2 separate regions of the Homo sapiens genome follow, and region 2 is linked to region 1. Evidence: chromatin loops called from intact Hi-C (ENCODE). Cell type or tissue: A673. All regions are shown on one strand. Links, peaks and the distances in the headings refer to the core of each region. The heading gives the core; the rest is flanking DNA.

Region 1 (4,458 bases), core at 429-4,428:
ACTGGAAGCTAGAAACTGAAAGGCAAGACAGCAACATCTTCCAATTCTCAGAGAAAACTTACCTAGAAATCCTTACCCGGCCAAAAAACAATCAAGGAGAAGGTAATACAAGGACAAGCGGATGGGGCTGACCAGAACTGTCACACTGTCCTTTATTTGGCCGGGGTCAGATGGATTAATGCCCTCTTAAAGATGTTAAAAATGTGAAACATCACTCCTGCATACAAGGTCTCAAAACATTTCCTTATCATACATGAGGAAGTAAATCAAGAAAGAGAAAAACGGGAGTTCCCATTCCCAAAGGAAAGTCCCCAGATTCAGGGAACAGGAGGACTAAAGTCTTCAGTAAAATGTCTCCAAGAAAAAAATAAAGGAGCTCATAGATTACTCAATTAATTTGACCTATTTATTTGAATTTTATATCTCTTGTCAGAGGGTTTGAAGGACCTGTACAACTAAGAAAGCAAACAAATCAAAATGAAGTGATTATTAACTCCCAGGAATTCAATGAAGACTAGAAGAAAAGAAATGCATCATAGTATACTATATTGTTCAGCTGTAAACAATTAATCATAATAATACAAACACTATTGATTTAATTAAAATTGTGTTATTATAATATTAGGAATCTAGAAAAAAGGGAATGGGTGTTTGTGTGTTGTAAAAACGCAAAATCCCAGTATTCCTTAGCAGGAAATGAATAAGTAATTTCCAAAATTGCAAAATCAAATAGCAGTAAAAGCACATCGTTTACAAATGTGGAGTTGGTTTTCAGGGGAAAATAAATTAAGATTTAAAAGCGATTTGCCTGTCAGTGGGACCAGGGCTGAGAAAGGAAAGAGCAAGGATTGTTGTCACTAGTTGTAAACCTTTTGTACTAGGTGACTTTTTAAGCCCTCCTCATGTATTATATTAATAAATGTAAAAACTAGTTTATTTAAAAAAAAAAAAAAAGGAAATGGCTCAGTTATAACACAGCAGTCTCCCAGGGAATACATTCTACCAACCAGTCAGCATGTTGATGTCTGGAGCCATTAAGTCTCTAACAAGCTAAAGTTAAAAGTATTTACCTAATTACCCAAAGTAGAAGTTCGGACCGGTATGTCTACAGGTTACTTTAGAATCACCTGGGGACTGTCAAAGAAAACCAGAGCTAGAGAGCAGTTAAAGTGGTAAAAACAGGTTTTAATCGGGACTATTGCAATGGAGGAAAAGAGATCTCAGTAAAGAACTGGACTCAATTCCAAATACACCATGGGAAGTGAGTGATAATTTACACTCAAAGAGCAGGATGGTGACTGGTGGATGGAAAATTTCTAAGAGGAAACATCAAGGTTGGGGTAAGGAGGGTTCTGGCTGAAAGGAAACAGGATTATTTCTGAAGACAGGCCAGGGTGGTCAGGCACCCCCTGGGGGATGATGGCAAATGAAAAAACCAATTAGAGATCAAGGAATCGGGTATTAAAATGGCGGGGGGGGGGGTGGGGGCTCGGTTCTTGCTAAATTGACTTAGCAGGATTCTTTGTAAAACTGGATTTTACAAGGAAGTGCCCAGATGGGCCTAGAAGGTTCAGGAGCCTGACTAAAGTTTGGCCAGAAAAATCTTTGTCAGGAACTTTGCAAAAAATCCAGATTCCTAGGTCCCACCCTTAATAAGCCAGACTCAACAGGATTTGGTGGGGTCTAAGGATCTGCCCTTAGTTCCCCCAGATGATTCATGGAGGTTTGGGAATCACTGGACTAGAGTGGAAATCAGGAGTGTGTGTTAGGAGGAGCAAGGGAATCAGTTTACATGTATTTTATGTGTGTGTAACTATTTCTGTATATTTAAGTCTCTCTCCCTCCCTCCTTCATTCTCTTTTATTTTCAGTTAACCCATAAATCCCTCTGGACTGCTGACGGCATTGCCAGAAATTAAGTAGCCATCCGAGCTGTCTCTCCCACTCCTGGGGCTCCCTCTGCTGGCAGAAGCATGTTAAAATTCTTAGCATCCTAAATCTAGAAATTCTCGTTCAGTTCCCTATTAGGTCAGTTTTTTGAGACTGTTGCCAAACCCTCAAATTTCATGAATCCTCCCATCAGATATAAAATACAAAGTGAAGCCTGGGAAAACTTTCTTGCCTTAAATTTGTGAATATATAAAGATTAGGAGGGAGCAGGACAAGGCAGAAATGAAAATGAAAGGTATATGCTGTGGTCAATACTGAGGAAGAGGAGACATTTGAGAATTTAAGTTCCCACCTTCTTCTTCCTGGCCCTCCCCCAGGAGATATGAATAGATGGGGAAGCTGCATGTAGCTGCTTTCCAAAAAATGCAAAGAAGGAAACAAGTTAGACTAAAAAGCTCACTGAATTTGGAAGCAGAAGGCAAGGATTCAATATCCACCCGTCCTCTACTTCCTCGATTCTCAAAAGAAGTGGTCTCCTTTTCCAGAGCCATGTGCCATATCATCTGGAGTATGACTCCATAAATCATATCCTTCCAGTGATCTTGTTTTTAGATTCTACTGGATCTTTCCCACAAACAGAAAGGATGCTCAGCCCAGCACACTGTCTGGCACAAATGCTCAATGCATTTGAGCATTTGAATGAAAGTTTAACTCATTTCTATCCCCCAAATCAAAACCCTCTTTCAGATCTCCATGCTTCTCAAGTGCCTCAAAATTGTGGACCAGTAAACATTGCATTCCCTCAGGTACTTCACTCTTCAACTCACAGCATTTCCACTTTAGCTCCTCTGGAACTCTCAGGCAAAGATCTCCAATGATTCCTTTATGCCAGACCCCCTGTATTCTTGGCACTTCTCACCTTCCTTGACCTCTCCCATCTCACTGAGACCTGTTCCCTTGGGTTCTGTGCTCTCTGTCCTCCTGCTCCCAGCTCACCGTTGTTCTCCTTTGCTGGCCCTCCCCTTCCGCCCAACCCTCAAACATGAGTGTAAGATTTCCCTCTTAGCCTTCACTCTGTCCCTGGTGGCTTCATCTACTCCTATGGTTGCAACATTAACTTCCATGATTTAATTCTCCCAATTCTATATCTTTAACCTGGACCTTTCTTCTGAGTTCCAAATACCTACCAGACATCTGTATCTGGATGTATAAGAATCAGTTCATCCATTACACACTCAAAAAATGCTTACTGAGCACCTACCCTGTGCCAAGCACCGTACTAACTCTGGAGATGCAGGGGCAAGCAAGGTGGAAATGGTCTCTGCCTTCCCAGAACTATCTAATGGGAAAGGCAGACAGTGAATGGCTAGGAGTAAAAAGTGATGAGTGCAATGATTAGAGAAATGCCTAGGGTTCAGAGAGCACTTTTTCTGGTCCCCAGCATTCCCTGAAGGTGTGACTTTGAAGAGCAGTACCTGAATGATAAGGAATTGGGGCAAGGGGAGGTTCCTGGGGAAGAATTTCAAAAATAATGAAGAACTTGTAAAGCTGTAATAGGTAGTTTGGACTTTATCCTAAAGACAATAAGGAGCCACTGAATCTTCTGAAGCAGAGAAATGTGCTGATCAGTTGTGGTGTGAAGAACTGGATGGATTAGAGCCCAAGGGGAACTTCACAGTGCTGGGATATTCATGTCTTAAGTTGGATGGTGAGCCATGAGGCTTTTGTTTCATACTTATGCTTTATACGTTATTCATGTTTTCCTATATTCTTTTGTGAATACCAAATATTTCACAAGCTTGTTTTAAAAATTAATAGATTGGGGAAGGTGAGGTGGCCAGAGAAATGTGAGGAGGTCACTAAAGCAGAAAACAGTGGTGGCCTGAGTTAGGATATGGCCTGGCTCTGTGTCCCCATCCAAATCTCATCTCAAATTGTAATCCCCAGGTGTTGAGGAGGGAAGGACCTGGTGGGAGGTGACTGGATTATGGGGGTTCCCCCATAATCTCATCTGTTCTCATGATAGTGAGTGAGTTCTCATGAGATGTGATGGTTTAAAAGTGTTTGGCTGTTCCCCCCTTTGCTCTGTCTCTCTCCTGCCACCATGTAAGATGTGCCTTGCTTCCCCTTAGCCTTCCACCATGATTGTAAGTTTCCTGAAGCCTCCCTGGCCATGCAGAACTATGAGTCAATTAAACTTCTTTTTTTATATAAATTACCCAGTCTCAGGTATATCTTCATAGCAGTGTGAAAGTGGACTAACACAGATGGTCACAAAGGGTGAAGATTTGGAGATGGTTCTAGAGATACTTAGGAGGTAGAATCGACTGTACTTGGTGATTAATGGAATATGGAGAGGGAGGAATAAAGAACTCCTAAGTTTCTGGATTACTAATTAGACGGATGGTGAAGCCATTGATTGAAATAGAGATCAATGGGAAATGGTGAGTAAAAATAACAGTCATTGGAGAACAGTTTGGCAGTTTCTTAAAAAGTTAAACATGGCTGGGTGCGGTGGCTCACACCTGTAATCCCAGCACTTCAGGAGGCTGAGGCAGGCAGATCATGA
Region 2 (4,958 bases), core at 420-4,419, 490 kb before region 1:
ACTCAGGAAGAAGGATACAGTTAGGCTTCAGAAACAACTGGAAGCAGGCCGGGCATGGTGGCTCACGCCTGTAATCCCAGCACTTTGGGAGGCTGAGGCGGGTGGATCACAAGGTCAGGAGATCGAGACCATCCTGGCCAACATGGTGAAACCCTGTCTCTACTAAAAATGCAAAAAAAAAAAAAAAAAATTAGTTGGGCATGGTGGCGGGCGCCGGTAGTCCCAGCTACTTGGGAGGCTGAGGCAGGAGAATGGTGTGAACCCAGGAGGCAGAGCTTGTAGTGAGCAGAGGTAGCACCACTGCACTCCAGCCCGGGCGACAGAGCGGGACTCCGTCTCAAAAAAAAAAAAGGAAAAAACTGGAAGCAGAGACTTGCATATTGTCAGTAATCCAGTCATCTAGATATCACAAATTTCTGCTCCTCTCTCTCTCTCTCTCTGCCTGTCTTTTTCTCTGCATGATATGTACGTGTGTTGTTTAAATGCTTTCTCATTTACTTTTCTTGTCCACAAAATGAGAAACATGGCTGCCAACGCACCCTGGCTTTCAGTCTTACATTCAAGGAATGCAAAGAGAAAGTGACTTCTTTTTACCCATTTCAGTGCCAAAATTCCCAGGGAAGAATTTAACTCAACTTAGGTTATGTCAGGTATCTATGGAACAATCTGCTATGGACATGGGGCATTACAATGTTCAAACCAGCATGGGTCCTTTGCCAAGTCCTCAACCAATATAAGAAAACTGGGCACTGGGGGAGGGATGTCTTCATGCAGCTACTATTCTGCAGCCTATGGATAGACAGAGGGTCAAATCCTCAAATTAAAAAAAAAAAAAGATAGTGCTGAGCAGACAGTTCTATAGGAGCCCACTCCACCATGAGCTCCATTCAAAGCCACAGGGAAATATTACCAGCTTCAAGGAGACAATGACATGGTCTGATCCAATCTGTCCCCAAGATACGGACAACAATCTACTTCGGAATTTACCATAGCATCTAATAATTTTATTGTCAGCAAGTGTTTCTTTATATCTGACCTGTCATATCTACACTTCCTTTAGAGAATATGAAATATTCTCCTCATGACCACAGACTCAAAGACAACTAGTAAGTATTTCTAAAATGTGTCCCCTATAATCAAGCACTGACAAAAAGACTGCCACGTAGTGAGTATTCGGCTAGGTTCTAGGTTTTTAATAGCAACTAAGATCCAGTCCATGCTGACAAGGAGTTTGAAGTCTGGGACCTAGCAAGACGGCAAAGACAAATCAAACCTCCACCAACTAGCCAGCAGAGCATTTGGTTATGTTTCTCTGTCCCCTTCTGAAGACCCAGCTCTGTGAGAACTCGGAGGATGCAAAGACTGCCTCTCCCACTGCCCTCCCCATCCCTGACCTCCAGATGTTTGGGTGCCAGCAGGTTTGAACCCAAGATAGGCAACTCTGCACCGAGAGCTCCTCTCCCACTCGCTGGTGTGCAGTTCAGTCACAAAAGAAGCCCTCTAGTTCACAGGCTGCTGAGCCCTGACAAGGAGGAAGCAGAGGGCTTCAGGCCGAGCACAGCCAGCCCACGAGACTCTGTGAATCCACTCCATGGATGCTTGCTTGCCCAGAGGAAGTTGGTACCCTGAGTCTATCATGCCCTTCCTGGTGACCGAGCCTCAGCACTTCCTGAAAGAGTGAGCAGCCTGAGAATCAGGACACCTTGGCTCTCACCCACAGGGAGGAAAAGAGGCAGATAAATACTCCTGGGAATCAGAGAATCGAGCTTAGAAGCTCCACGATCTGCCGGATCAGCTGAGCTAGGCAGAAACTACCATTGCTGGAAACCAGGGCCAGAAAAGGAACATGTGGGTGGCACACGCATGAACATCTGGTGCTTCTGCTGTGACTGGTGACTCTTCCACTCCTCGTTGGGGGGGACACAGGGCCAGGAGACTGGTCCTACCACTTCAACCCCAGCTGTAACCCTAAACCCCCAGCCGAGTTAAACCCCAAATCATTACTCTGGAGGCTTGGGGAACGGAGGCAGGAGTTGGCATTATTTTTCCACGCAAGTCGGAGCCTGAAAGCTTTGTTTCAGCATAGGCGGAAGCCTCCACTCCAGGGCTTGGGGTGGGCTCGGGAGGCCGCCCGCCGTCGGCCTGACTCACAGCGAGCTCGGCGCTCCCTCTTGTGGCTTCTGTGTTCCCCGTCAGCCTCGGGAAGCTGCCGGCCACCACATACAAATGGACTCCGCGTAGTTAAGCTGTCAGGTCTAATGTATTTATTTGACTCTCTCCTGTTAAAATGATTTCTCTACAGCACTGCGGTTATTTACGACTATTGTCAGTACAAGGCGATGAGAAGGCAGCAGCAGAGGAAAACAACAACAGCTGAAGGAAAAGTTCTGTCTGGGAGGGCTGGGTGGCTGGGTGGCTGGGTCCCGGGCTTTCCCGCGGCTGCAGCGGCTGTGTGTTTACTTTATCTGCAGCGGGGGCTTCGGAGCTCATCCATCCATAATGCAGAGCCCATTGCCCTCAGCCCGCAGTTCACGGCCAGCCCCAGTGAGCGCCCTTGCGGAGGAGCTGTGGCCCGGGGAGGACACCCCCAGCTCTTTTGAGCGCTAAACATTTTCACAGAGACCCCGCGAATGGGCTTTTGGCTTTTCTAGGGTCCAGATCGAGTTCTTTCTTATACAGAACCTGGGACCCAGATGTCGTCCCATGGTTTGTCATTTTGGGTACTGTTTGCCAGAATGCCGTCCCTGGGTAGCAGCATCCACGTCACCTAAGAATTTGTTAGAAATGCATACTCTCAGGTCCCACCCCAGGTTGAAAGAATGGAAGTTCCAGGGATGGAGCCCAGTCATCTGCCTTGTAACAAGCCCTCCAAGAGATTCTGATGTGGGCAAGTGTGAGAATCACAGACCTAGAGAGTTAAGCCCCAGGACAGACCTTGAAGTGAGTTTCCACAGAGAAATGACCCAATACTCCTGCACCCCAGTCTCTTCCTTCTTTTAAAGGTTCCTAGAGGCCAGGTGAGTCCCAACCTCCCCTGGAGCTGATTTGGAAAATGATCCGCTCTGACCTGCAGTAGCATGGAACAGGAGTGATCTGAGAGAAGCAGGATAAGGTAGTGGTTAATGACACAGGTCCTGCAGTCAGTCTGTGTGCAAATTTAGATGACTCCACTTACTGCTCCTGTGATCTTGGGGAAATGACTTAATCTCTGTAAAATGAACATGAGATAGCTTTATAGGGTTATTATGACTAGATGAATTCATTCAGAAAAATTCTTTGAAGAGTGGCTGACATGTAGTGTTAATAAATGCTAACTGTGATTCCATTTTGTAATATTGGCTTCCATGTCCATCTCCAAGTCTCAGTCATCACTCAAAGCTGCAGGTTCATGGATAGATCACTTGTTATCAGAAGACCTGTGTTTATATGTAGCCTGGGCTGCTTATAAGCTACAGCACTTGGTGTAAGCCACTTAGCTTCTCTGTGCCTCAAATTTCTCATCTAAAAATCAATACCTATCTCAAGTTTTCATATAAATTATCCCATTTACTCCTCGCACAAGCATTTGTGCTAGGAAAAACAGGTCTCTCACGATGCTCATTATACAAATGAATCAACTAGGACTCAGAGAGGCCAAGTCATGTATTCAAGGTCACACAGCAAGTAGACGGTGAAATCAAGACAGGAATCCATTTCATCTGAGTCCAGGTCTAATAAATTTTTATGAGATAATGCCTGTGAGGGCACTATACAAATGATGGTTATTATTGTTGTTATTTTGGAGGGGCAATCAGAAGAAAACATCCCATTTTCTGAATGTGAATTCAGGAAATTAAAATAACAAACCATAAAGTCCTTCTGAAAAAAAAAAATAAATCAATAACACCAAAAAAAAAGAAAAAACCAACAAAAAATAGAACATTCCGCTATAGAACAAGCAGCAACATTCTGCTGCTATGATTGAGATAAAATCACAAAAATAAATAGAGAAGTGACACCACCATTTTCCCCTTCCTGGGAGATGTGTCTGTGTTCATGAAAGGTACGGAACTGACAGCAGGAGTGGATGGTGTATTTATTCCTGGGACAAGCACGGCCTCATCTGTTTAGCATTTATATAGTGCTTGCCTCCTCTGCTGCACCAAGGCGCCAGGGAGAATGGGTTATCACTGTGAAAGCTGAGGAGCAGCTGAGGTCCCTGAGCAGGACAGAGGGTCTTTCCACAGCTCCACTCCACCCCACCCTGAGTAAGGAAGGGACTGGGTGGCTTCAGACCCTCTCTGCAGGTTTGCCTGTGCTGCTCATCAGCAAGGGATTCACAGAGAAGGAGCCCAGGAGGAGAGATCTCCGGAAACACTCCTCCTGAGATGTTCTGCAACAAGCAGCTTCCTTCCCCCGTGTGGTAAGGAAAAGAAACCTCCTGCAGCTGATCTCTGGGAAATTATCCTTAAACACTGATTCTATCCTGACCCCCATCCCTTTCCCTATAAATCTTCCATAGCCTTCCATTCCTGCCTTATTCATTCTTAACTTCTCTGCCTAGTTTCCAGCCCTGCTCTTCCTATCTGGTCCTATTTTCCTGAGCTCCCAATTGTGGTCTTCACTTTAGATATACTATGATGTTATGGAAGGTGCAAGAGACCTAGAAGTGAAGAGCTGGGCCTGTGAACTGTGTGGCCTTGAGCAAGTCTCTTTACAGTTCTGTGCCTTGGTTTCATCTTCTGCAGAATAATGCCGGGCTCCTTTGAAGATAGAAGCTTGTGAAACATCTGTCATGTGTTTCAATGTGCTGTTCTATGTTTTTCTTTTTAAAAAATTTTTCCAGGAGATCCTTTGCCCTGGAGGATAATGAGATTTTTTTATTTTTAACAGAAGTAAGAAAGAGTTAAAAGTCTGCTATTGTTGGTAGAAAGAATAATTGAATTTGCATCTAAACAAGTGATGTTGTCTTGAGATGT

The links. Hi-C counts contacts between places; a loop is a spot of excess contacts. Peaks named below come from ENCODE experiments on the same cell type or tissue, not always from the same donor. Only the 100,000 strongest peaks of a DNase experiment are listed, where the experiment ranks them.
Region 2: a loop joins it to region 1, with 4 times the contacts of the local background. A loop is called at or near these places in 3 of 110 quality-filtered maps.

The regions. Positions count from the first base shown.
Region 1 is chr1:209,691,137-209,695,594 of GRCh38, forward strand. All of the region lies in intron 1 of HSD11B1-AS1 (HSD11B1 antisense RNA 1), which reads right to left. It also overlaps a transcript of HSD11B1 not described here. Among named protein-coding and RNA genes, the nearest start is that of HSD11B1, 11 kb to the right of the region's middle. In A673, for the core only: a CTCF peak has its summit at 1,969 (motif pointing left); DNase peaks (open chromatin) are centred at 1,335 and 1,925; H3K27ac peaks cover 1,245 bases.
Region 2 is chr1:209,205,671-209,210,628 of GRCh38, forward strand. No RefSeq gene overlaps it. Among named protein-coding and RNA genes, the nearest start is that of LINC01696, 120 kb to the right of the region's middle. RefSeq lists an enhancer at 2,220-2,279. In A673, for the core only: a CTCF peak has its summit at 2,170 (motif pointing left); a DNase peak (open chromatin) is centred at 2,161; H3K27me3 peaks cover 4,000 bases.